Linked DNA regions of Homo sapiens: region 2 is linked to region 1. Evidence: read pairs that join two places in POLR2A ChIA-PET (ENCODE). Cell type or tissue: Panc1. All regions are shown on one strand. Links, peaks and the distances in the headings refer to the core of each region. The heading gives the core; the rest is flanking DNA. Region 1 overlaps HHAT (hedgehog acyltransferase). Region 2 overlaps KCNH1 (potassium voltage-gated channel subfamily H member 1).

Region 1 (5,382 bases), core at 192-5,191:
AAAATTAGCTGTGCATGGTGGCACATGCCTGTAATCCCAGCTTCTTGGGAGGGTTAGAAGAATCATTTGAACCCGGGAGGCAGAGATTGCAGTGAGCCAAGATTGTGCCACTGCACTCCAGCCTGGATGACAGAGTGAGATTTTTTTTTTTTTTTAATTATTGAACCTAAGGATAGGTCAATAAAAATCACCCAATCTGAACAAGAGAGAGAAAACTGACTGAAAAAATACAGCCTCAGAGACCCTTGATATAAGAACAAAAGATCTGACATTGGTGTCATTAAATTTTCCAGAAGGAAAGAAGAAAAAATATGAGGTTAAAAATACGTTCAAAGAAATAATGGCAAAAAAAAAAGATCTCCAAATTTGGCAAAAAGCATAAACCTACAAATTCAAGAAGCTGAATAAACCCCAATCAAATTAAATACAGCAATTAAAAGACAGAGCTTGGCAGAATGGATTGCTAGAAAAAAGACCCAACTCTGGACTGTCCACAGGAATTCACTTTAAATATAATGAAATGGGGAGGTGGAAAGTTAAAAGATGAAAAAGGATATGGCATACATACATGAATCAAAAGAAAGTGGGAGTGGCTCTACCAATGGCAGATAAAGTAGACTTCAGAGAAAGAAAATCACCAGGGTCAAAAAGGGTCATTGCAGAATGATAAAAATATCTTCTCACCAATAAGATATAAGAATCCTAAATGTGTGTGTGTATATACACATACACACATACATATATATTTAAAAGCATTGTGGTTTTTCAGGGATTAGAGATGAAGAGGAGGAGGGTGAGTATGGCCATCAAAGAGGCAGCACAGAGTAGCTCTTCAAGGTTCTGTATCTTTGTCATGTTGGTGTTTACATGAATCTACACATGTGATAAAACCACATATAACTATATACATATACACAAGTAAGTGCTTGCAAAACAGGTGAAATCTGATTAAAGTCTGTGGGTTGTACTAATGTCAAGTTCCTGGGTTTGAGTTCACTATGGAAGATTCCCCACTGGGGAGCTAACCATCAGGTTCTCCTGTTAGCAACAACAGACACCAGGAACTGCTGGGGGGTGGCAGGGAGGACTGGTAAGGCCTGAAAAACTAACTACTGGGTACTGTGCTCAGTACCTGGGTGACAAGATCATTCATACCCTCAACCTCAGCGTCACACAATATACCCAGGTAATAAACTTGCACATGTACCCCTGGAATCTAAAATTAAAAGTAAGGGATTAAAAAAAAAAAAAAAAAGATTCCCCACTGGGGAAGCTCGGTAGAGGTACACAAGGCCTCTCTGTACTACTGCTGCAACTTCCTGTAAATGTGTAATTGTTTCAAAATAAGATGATGCTAAAGATAACAAATCGTACTCCAAGTCCCATTATACAAAAAGGGCTAAAACGAGTTTCCATGGTTAACCCAGGATGGGATTTAGAACTCAGCTAGCATGGCCTCTACTTCGCCCCCTAGTGGTAGCACCAAAGGCACCCGGTGAATAACAAGGTGTGGAATCTCAAGGTGATGACTCAACATCTCATTTGCATACCCATAGTACCCTGCACATAGTAAATTATTTAAAGCTTAAAAGAATATTTCTTTTGACTCAACATTTCTAACTATGGGAAGATTAAAGAATTCTTTTTGTGCAAACTGTAGGCAGTAATTCTTTTTGTGCGAACTGTAGGCACCATCGGCGTACTAGGAGTTGCGGTTACTGCAACAATGAGTTGAACTAATTTGTAGCATTACACTGGTTTCTCTTCAGATCGAATAAATCTTTCGCCTTTTACTAAAGATTTCCGTGGAGAGAAACAAATCAGTTATAAGCTAATTTTTTGTAAGCCTTGCCCTGGGGAGGCAGATCATGTTTTATAAAAAAAGACTTAAAGAGGAAAACATTATGGTGCAACTTTAGGCTTAAGTGATTCATTGTCACTGTTTGTTTAAACATTGTGTAACAGAACTTGCAAAGACAGTTAACTCTTGTTTTCCATGTCAAAGGTCTGAATACTTGCATGATAAAAGTCTGTGTAACTTTCCCTGGTGACATCTGACTTGCTAATTAGCAACATTAACATTGGAGACACAGACTGGCTTAGACAATTTGGAGACTCCCCCTTAAGTGATGGCCTTTAAGATCCTAAACTCAGCCACATAGTTGGGAGAATTTCTGGTTGCCTGTCTGCAAAAAAGCCCCAAATCCATCCTTCTCTAGATAACATTCTATTATCTATCTACCTAGTAACAAATTCAATGCAAGGTGGTGATGCAAGCTCCTTAAAGGACTCCATCAATTCCACTGATCAGCTTGGTGTAAACTGGTTTCCACTGCTTGCCTAGTAAGTGTTTAATAAACGTACACATGCCAGATAGAATTTGACCTGAGCTTTGCTTTCATTAAACCTGGGAGCAAAATCATGATGGAATAACAAACCTTCATCCATCTCGAACTTTTCGGCAGCTATTGTCATCCCTGAAAGTAGCATCAGTCAGTTCCCCACACAAAGACACCCCACTTTACATCTTCTCCCACGTGCCCCTGTGATCTCGCTCTTACCTTGCTGCTGCTGCTTAATTTCTTTTTAACAAAGGCTTATCAACTGTCATGTCATGATTTTAAAAGGTAATAACCTTTTTAAGAATGCTGACAGGCACCACTTTTAGGAAATGTACTGAGAGAAGGAAATGTTTTCCCTCCTTCCCACTTCCCCATACCTCCCCCCAAATTTCAGATCCCGCCACTATTCAACCTGCCCTAGGCTGGAATAATCCCGTCCCCCTTTCTCTCTGAGTCTTGTTATGGCACTTATATAAGTCTGAATCATGTTACAGCACTTCCATGTTTGTGTGTAAATTAACTTTAATCCACCTCTAAGGACAGTTCTTAACATTGAAAGTATCCAAATGAGGAGTCCACAAAGAGTGAGTTAGCATTTGAAGGATTCTAATCAGAAATCTACTCCCAGACATGACTACAATTCAAATAATTCCAACATGGTACCTAAAGCTGCACCTGAAAGTTTACTAGCATAAGGAATGTTAGAAATAAATATTTTAGTAATGAAAAGCATGGTGCTCAATATGTGATGGATTAAAATTTTTCTCAGGCTCTGATACCCTTGTAATAATGAAGCATGTATGTAAGAATCCCTTGAGGCCAGGTACAGTGGCTCACGCCTGTAATCCCAACACTTTGGGAGGCTGAGCCAGAAGGATCACAAAAAAAAAAAAAAACACCTCCCTTGAGCCCAGCACCCAAAGCACTGAAAGTCTAACACTCTCTTGGTCTGTGTCCTTTGCTTTAATAAGGCTCTATCCTCTAATCAGACTAGAAGGGTAACTGCTTCAGCCAGCAGAATAGAATTGCACCAGCCTCAGAAGGAACTTCCGTGCAAGATGCTTGTTGGAGTACCTAAAGACAGACAATAGAGGCTTCACAAGCTTTCAGGAACAAGTTCAATGATGGTTTTGTACTTCCCTACCTAATGAATGTTTGTACTTGTAGGAGAATTCAGTTAGACACCTTCACTGTTTAACATACCACTTGGTGGCAAGGTTGTGGGAGAGAAGACATTTAACTCCTGTCCATCTCCAAGTGACAGAAGTTACCAAGAGTAAAACCAAAGAACTTTATTTTTGTTAAACAACAAAATAGGCTTGGGTCAGTTCAAAACATAGTACTTCTATTCAAGACTCAGCTCCAATCCACCTATTCCAGAGAGTCTTCTCTGATCATTCCAAGGCTAGAAACTCTCCCAGCAATTTTTGGCTACACCGACTAGGGACAATCATACATATGGAAAACACTTTGTTAAATGGCATGCCAGGGCCAGCTTTCAGGCAGGACCCACGAGCAGGGCCAATTGTCCTGGCTGTGTACAGCTCTGGCCCTTGTTAAATACTTCACACATCAGCCATATTAAAGCTAGGGGTGTCCTCCTGGAATTCTCAAATAGAGTATAAACTTGTTGAGTAGAGAAATAATGCCTCTTAATTCCTTAACCCACAGCATTATCACAACCCAGATCAGAAAGCAGGCAGTAAGCACTGACTTGTAAGCTGACTGGTTTGTGACTGAGAAATTTCTCACCATTCTCAACAGTGGGAATGTCTTCATCTTTGCATCGAACTCCCTCAAACATTAGTAGACTCTTGATAATGTTTGCTGAATTGAGGTGAATATGCCCACTGGGGTTGGGGACTTCTTATAAAGGAACATTGATCTCTTGGCAACGTTTGCTTTGTTTCATGTGTGTAAACTCTGGTGAGTTTACAGAGGTTAGGCCTTAACTCATTTTCATTAAGCCGCAGCCCCTCAAAGATTATTCCAGCATGTCTGTCATCTCTCTGCTTCCCTCCATCTGATGGGAGCAGATTAATAAGTGATTTGGCTGTGTGCGTGAATGTTCAGCCTGTCTTACCAGAAAACTGGATTTTATACAGTTTTTCCCCTTCCCAGAGAGGCTTGCTTAGCAGAGACAGATTCCTGTGTTCCATGCCAGCCCCTCCAAAGAATGTGGGTTGAAGAGTCTCCAAAATGTCAGGGGCAAGAAACCCATGGATTAGGCCAGGCAGGGTGGCTCACACCTGTAATCCCAGCACTTTGGGAGGCCAAGGCAGGTGGATCACTTGAGGACAGGAGTTTGAGGCCAGCCTAGCCAGCATGTTGAAAACCTGTCTCTACTAAAAATACAAAAAGTTAGCCAAGTATGATGGCACATGCCTGTAGGCCCTGCTTGGGAGGCTGAGGCACGAGAATCGCTTGAACTTGGGAGGCAGAGGTTACAGTGAACCATGGTTGTGCCACTGCACTCTAACACAGGCAATAGAGTGAGACTCTGTCTCAAAAAAATAAATAAGAAAAAAAAGAAACCCATGATTGGTGATGGAAGGTCAGGTTTGCTTCCTTCTTGTGAACACAAAGAATGCCGGCTCTTTACCCATCAGTACATGACCTTTTGTCTAGTCTCATCCATGCTAGATTTTCTTCCTGACATGTAAATTTGCGGACAGGTAGGAAAAATGTAAGATGTTAGTGATTTCCTGGTGAGAACAGGAATAGGAATTGTAGCTCTCTGCCTAACGTAAAAATAGGATCTGCAGCCAGGTGTGGTGGTTCATGCCTGTAATCCCAGCACTTTGGGAGGCCAAGGCTGGTGGATCACGAGGTCAGGAGATCAAGACCATCCTAACTAATGCGGTGAAACCCCGTCTCTACTACAAATACAAAAACTTAGCTGGGCATGGTGGCACATGCCTGTAGTCCCAGCTACTCGGGAGGCTGAGGCAAGAGAATCGCTTGAACCCGGGAGGCGGAGGTTGCAGTGAGCCAAGATCATGTCACTGCACTCCAGCCTGGGTGACAGAGTGAGACTCCG
Region 2 (5,382 bases), core at 211-5,210, 750 kb before region 1:
ATTTGGACCATACTTTTCTTGTTTTTTATTTTTTCTGTTTCTCTAAGTGGCCACACCTGTAACTGTTGAGAAAGAGAAATAGAATCACAGAATCTTAGTTCTGGGGGGACATGCTATACAATTCATTTTCCACTGTTCCACTGAATCCTCTCCAGAACCTCCCTCCTGATGGTTCTCCAGCCTGTGTTTGACTAGCTTCAGTGATGGGACCCTCACTTTCTCGTGAGGAATATTCTATTTGTAAGCAAGTATAATTGTGTTTCTTTTGCCGCCTTTCCTTGTTTTTCTCTTCTTCTCTTCTCTCTGCCTCTTCCTCCTCCCTTTGTTGCTGTCATTTGGTCTTACCAAAATCTGTCTTCTTATAGCTACCACTTATTTGCAGTCTGCTCCGTGGAACAAAACTGACTTAGCCCATTGTTTTTTCCAGCTGCAAACCTTTAAAAAACTTTTGATAAGTTTTGCATTGTATTCTTCTCCCCTTTTAACCTTTTTAATTGTTCAGTACGACAAATAGAAAAGCACACAAAACAATTTTGTACAGCTTAACATATTTCTATAAAGTGATACTGTATGCCATCGCCACCTGTGTCAAGAAATAGAGTCTTGCCAGACCTCTAGAAGCCCCCAAAGCCTTCCTGATCCTAAGTCCCTCACTCTCCTCCTAAAGGGTGACATCTCCTGATTTTATGGTGATCACTTTCTTGCTTTTCCTCATAATTTTACCAGTTTGTTTTGCATTCCTAAAAAAACCCACTATAGTTAATAAATACTACTGTTTATTTTTATCTGTTTTGGAGCTTTATATGCATGAGATCATATAGCATATATTCTTTTGTCGGGTGGCAATTCCTCTATGTTGTTGCATGTACTGCTTCATTTTCTTTACCTCTTTCTTTTTTTTTTTTTTTTTTGAGACAGAATCTCACTTTGTCGCTGGAGTGCAGTGGCGCGATCTCGGCTCACTGCAACCTCCGCCTCCCGGGTTCAAGCAATTCTCCTGCCTCAGCCTCCTGAGTAGCTGGGATTACAGGTGTGCACCACCATGCCTGGCTAATTTTTGTATTTTTAGTAGATACAGGGTTTCACCATGTTGGTCAGGCTGGTCTTGAACTCCTGACCTTGTGATCCGCCCGCCTTGGCCTTCCAAAGTGTTGAGATTACAGGCACGAGCCACCACGCCTGGCCTGTTGATGCATTTTCACTGCTGCATCGTGCTTTATAGTATGACTGTACCACACATTGTGTCCGATCTGCCACTGATGGATTGTTTCCAGTTTTGTGCTATTAATGCTGCTACAAACATTTTTAGTATGTCTTTTGGAGCATGTGGGCACACATTTCTCTTGGGTGTATACCTAGGATGCACATGTTTAACTGTGGTAGATGCTGTCAAACAGTTTTCCAAAGGTTTTATATTAATATACACTCCCACCAGCCGTGTGTGAGCGTTTCTATCACTGCAGCACATCCTTGCCAGCATTTGGTATTTTCTTCTTTTGTCTTTAGTAGTGATGTTGCCCAAACAATCTAGTACCTAATAAAACAGGGTCATTGAGAGTTATGTTAATAGGAGCACATGACCAAAATTAAATGAAAACAAAACTTGCTCTTGCCCTTTGGGAGGCATCAGTATCCACTGTGGGTTGAAGTATTCTCTCTGAGGAGCTCCCTCACACACGATTGTAAATGATGCGAAAGACTTGTACAGTTTGAATTATGTGCAAAGGGTACATGCAAGTGTGGTGGGATTTTTTTTTTTTTTTTTTTTGGTGTGTGTGTGTTTAGGATATTCATTTTCTTAATTTGAGAAGCAGTAAACCCTGGGGACAGAGATTATGCAAGAATTAGAGCTGGAAGGGAGAAGGAACTAGGAAGTGAATGATTTATATTTGTTTCACTGAAATGAAAACAAAATGACTGAAGGAAAGGCACAGATTTAGTGGAGGAATCAAAACTCAATGGAAAATTAAAACAAAAAGCAAAGGCTAGCTTACGGTTCAGTTTTATAAGCACGATGGACTTCCTATGTGCCCAATACTGTGCTAACAAGTAGGAATACCAAAATGAGTACAGCTTTTGTGATGCTGGGTCTAACAGAGGAATCTATGACGGAGGCCAACATGCTTTGTAAACCTCTCCAAAGATTTAAGGGATGTTATACTGATTCAACACTTACTACATATTTTTCCTTTATAAACACCTCACCCAAAATTATTCTTAGATTTTATAGCTATTTTTTTTTGTGAGGTTGGGTGTGGGATAACCAGATCCCGTAAGTGAATTAAAAGAAGATTGCAGAATGTGTGACATTTTGTTCTGATGCAGTTGAGGTTTCTTTAAACAAACCACATTCCTCTGGGATATCCCATTGCTCTGTCTTCTTTGGCATGCTGTCTTGGGTTGCTCATCCATTGGTGTGAGTTTTTAGCACATCCTAGATACTGGAATTTGCCTGATGCTCTGGCTGTTCTCTAGGCAAGTGCAGTCTTTTTTTTTTTTTTTTTTTGAGATATTATAGGATCTCACTCTGTCACCCAGGCTGGATTGGAGTGGTGCGATGTCAGCTCACTGCAGCTTCTGCCTCCCAGGCTCAAGTAATCCTTCCATCCTCCCACCTCAGCCTCCCGAGTAGCTGGGACTACAGGCATGTGCCACCACACCCAGCTAATTTTTTTTTTTTTTTGGAGACAGAGTCTCGCTCTGTCACCCAGGCTGGAATGCAGTGGCGCAATCTCGGCTCACTGCAAGCTTCGCCTCCCGGGTTCAGGCCATTCTCCTGCCTCAGCCTCCCGAGTAGCTGGGACTACAGGAGCCCGCCACCATGCCCGGCTAATTTTTTGTATTTTTAGTAGAGATAGGGCTTCACTGTGTTAGCCAGGATGGTCTTGATCTCCTGATCTTGTGATCCGCCCGCCTCAGGCCTCCCAAAGTGCTGGGATTACAGGCGTGAGCTACCACCGGCCCCATACACAGCTAATTTTTGTATTTTTTTGTAGTGATGGGGTTTTGCCATGTTGTCCAGAGGGGTCTTGAACTCCTGGGCTCAAGTGATCCACCTGCCTCAGCTACCCAAAGTGCTGGGATTACAGGCGTGAGCCACTGCGCCCTGCTGCAAGTGTGGTCTTGCTGAACAGATCACAGTCTGGCCAACTTCAGCATCTCCCTTGATTCTCACAGTTTCTGCTCTAACAGTGAAACACTCCTGTTAATGACAAAACTACTTAAAATTCTCCTGATTAGGTATTACAGAGTTATGCCAATAGTCAATTTGCTTACTCATACTGATTGTTCATTATGTAAAGTAAAATGACAACTCTTTTGATCAGTCCTATGTTGCATGAAACTGATGTTCTGAAATTAACTGAGTCAATCCTATAATTATTAATGTAATTATTAATTGAGAGTGACTAAAAACCATCATTTCCCATAGCCTTTTAAATGTTCTGCAATCACATCAGGTGCTTCTATAAAGAAGAGAAACGGCCTTCCATCTCCTTTTTCTTCCCTTAAAGCAACGATGTAGACATCCTCCACTGGCATTCTCAGAGTGCTGGAGTCAGCATTTGAAAGTTGATACCGTATTGGCAAATTTTACTGATAATTATCTATGGCTTAACTTTGATTTGTATTAAGAGTGAAGTTGGAAAATGTGTTTTAGGCTAGAACTTCAGGGCCATGTAAAGAAAATGGAGTTAATTTGAGTGATAAGACTATATTTATTTCCATTAAATTGATATTTAAGTTTTTATTTTATTTGCTTTCTTTTCCTCTCAGCATTATGGGGACTGCATATATTAGACTTCTATGCCATCATCATTAAGGCTGTGCTTTAAGCCTCTGTGTGGGCCAAGGTACTGAATAGTTTCTGTTTGCCTCCCTAGAACCACACTCTTCCTTACCAGCCTGTCTCTTGTTGGAGGCTGGGAGGCTGACCTGTATAGAGTACACCTGTAGGCTCCCTTGCTTTCTGGCTTTTGGCTGCCTTCAGCTTGTGGGGTACACCACACGAAATGGGAAGCAAGAGAGAGGTTGTAGTCCTTATTCTTGTTGTTCTTTCCTGCGAGGTCATCTTAGCCTAGCTGTTTTCCCCTGATTAAAGGTTATGTCTCTAGCTTGCTCTCTTTGGGTTTGGGTAGGGTTAGAGACTTAAAGCTTCCAGCTGTTACTAACCCTGGGGTACTGCACAATGTCTTGGGGTTTTCCTAAGTGGTGTGCTGGAGCAGGCTGCAATTGGCTGGTTCTACCTCTTAAGATCTGATTATGTGCATCTGTTCCTTATTCTTGGTTCAGGAACTTCACTTTGGAAGCTTGAAAACTGCTTATACCAAGGTGCAAGGTATTTACACCTTAGAAATTGGCCAGTGTTATAAATCGGGACTCTTTTCTTCCCAGAGTTAGCTTGCTAACACACTACTGCCTATACCTCTCCCACACCTTTGTAAATAGTTCCTTTATTAAACATTCCTCAAATTACCCATTGAGTATGTCATATTTTGCTGCCAAGACCCTGGCTGAGAGAGCCAATTACTTGTTCTTTGGATAAAGTGGTCTCTCTCTCTCTCTCTTTCTTTCTTTCTTTTGACCGAGTCTTGCTCTGTCGCCAGGCTGGAGTGCAGTGGCGCGATCTCGGCTTGCGATTTCCCTGGCTTAGCCTTCTGAGCAGCTGGGACTACAGGCACCCGCCACCACGCCCAGCTAATTTTTCATATTTTAGTAGAGACGGGGTTTCACTGTGTTGGCCAGGATGGTCTTAATCTCCTGATCTTGTGATCTGCCCGCCTCGGCCTCCCAAAGTGCTGGGATTATAGGCATGAGCCAAAAGTGGTTTCTTAACATTTTGTGCAGACCATTCAGTCATGGGGGTGAATTTGGTGAGGGGATGTGCACTTAGGTACTCCTTTCAACACACAAAAACACCTGTGTTCTGTCTGAAGCAGGCAGTATGTGCCTGCCCTTGCTTTTCAGTTCAGTGAGTTGGTTACCTACAAGCTCGATAAAATACTTTCATGTTCCATTTCCATCTTTTTTCATCATTCAAGAATGAGGAAATAAGTGTGTATACTGCATTTGCTATTTTGAAATGATAGCTGATACTTTTTAAATGAAAAAGAGCTCCTAAATTCTAGTCACTCTCCTGTCAGATGAAATTCTCCTTTATGCTTTCCCACCTGGCTGGAACACTCCGGGACAGTGCTCCAGCCTGACTTCATTGAGTGGCCACTTTCCTCATCTTCTCTTCATTTAAAATGTCTCCTCCCCTCCAGCTTCCCAATCCCTACCTCTCACGTGTCCCTAGTAACACCATATTTCCGGGTTTCCTGGTTTTCTTCTTCTCTTTTTGTATCTCCCTCTGGCCTTTGGTCTCATTCTCTCCCCTCAGTC

Evidence for each region. ChIA-PET counts read pairs that join two places held together with the same protein. Peaks named below come from ENCODE experiments on the same cell type or tissue, not always from the same donor. Only the 100,000 strongest peaks of a DNase experiment are listed, where the experiment ranks them.
Region 2: POLR2A ChIA-PET joins it to region 1 with 13 read pairs; 6 of 35 experiments call an interaction of 5 or more read pairs at or near these places.

Annotation. Positions count from the first base shown.
Region 1 is chr1:210,370,637-210,376,018 of GRCh38, reverse strand. All of the region lies in intron 3 of HHAT (hedgehog acyltransferase), which reads right to left. It also overlaps the pseudogene RNU5A-8P. Among named protein-coding and RNA genes, the nearest start is that of HHAT, 44 kb to the right of the region's middle. RefSeq lists a silencer at 1,382-1,471 and enhancers at 1,147-2,058, 2,059-2,971. In Panc1, for the core only: CTCF peaks have their summits at 1,255 and 1,468 (motif pointing left); DNase peaks (open chromatin) are centred at 1,588, 1,788, 2,218 and 3,518; H3K27ac peaks cover 2,828 bases.
Region 2 is chr1:211,123,812-211,129,193 of GRCh38, reverse strand. The region is part of intron 1 of KCNH1 (potassium voltage-gated channel subfamily H member 1); the gene reads left to right. Among named protein-coding and RNA genes, the nearest start is that of KCNH1-IT1, 6.9 kb to the left of the region's middle. In Panc1, for the core only: no CTCF peak of the experiment used is centred there; no DNase peak of the experiment used is centred there; H3K27me3 peaks cover 883 bases.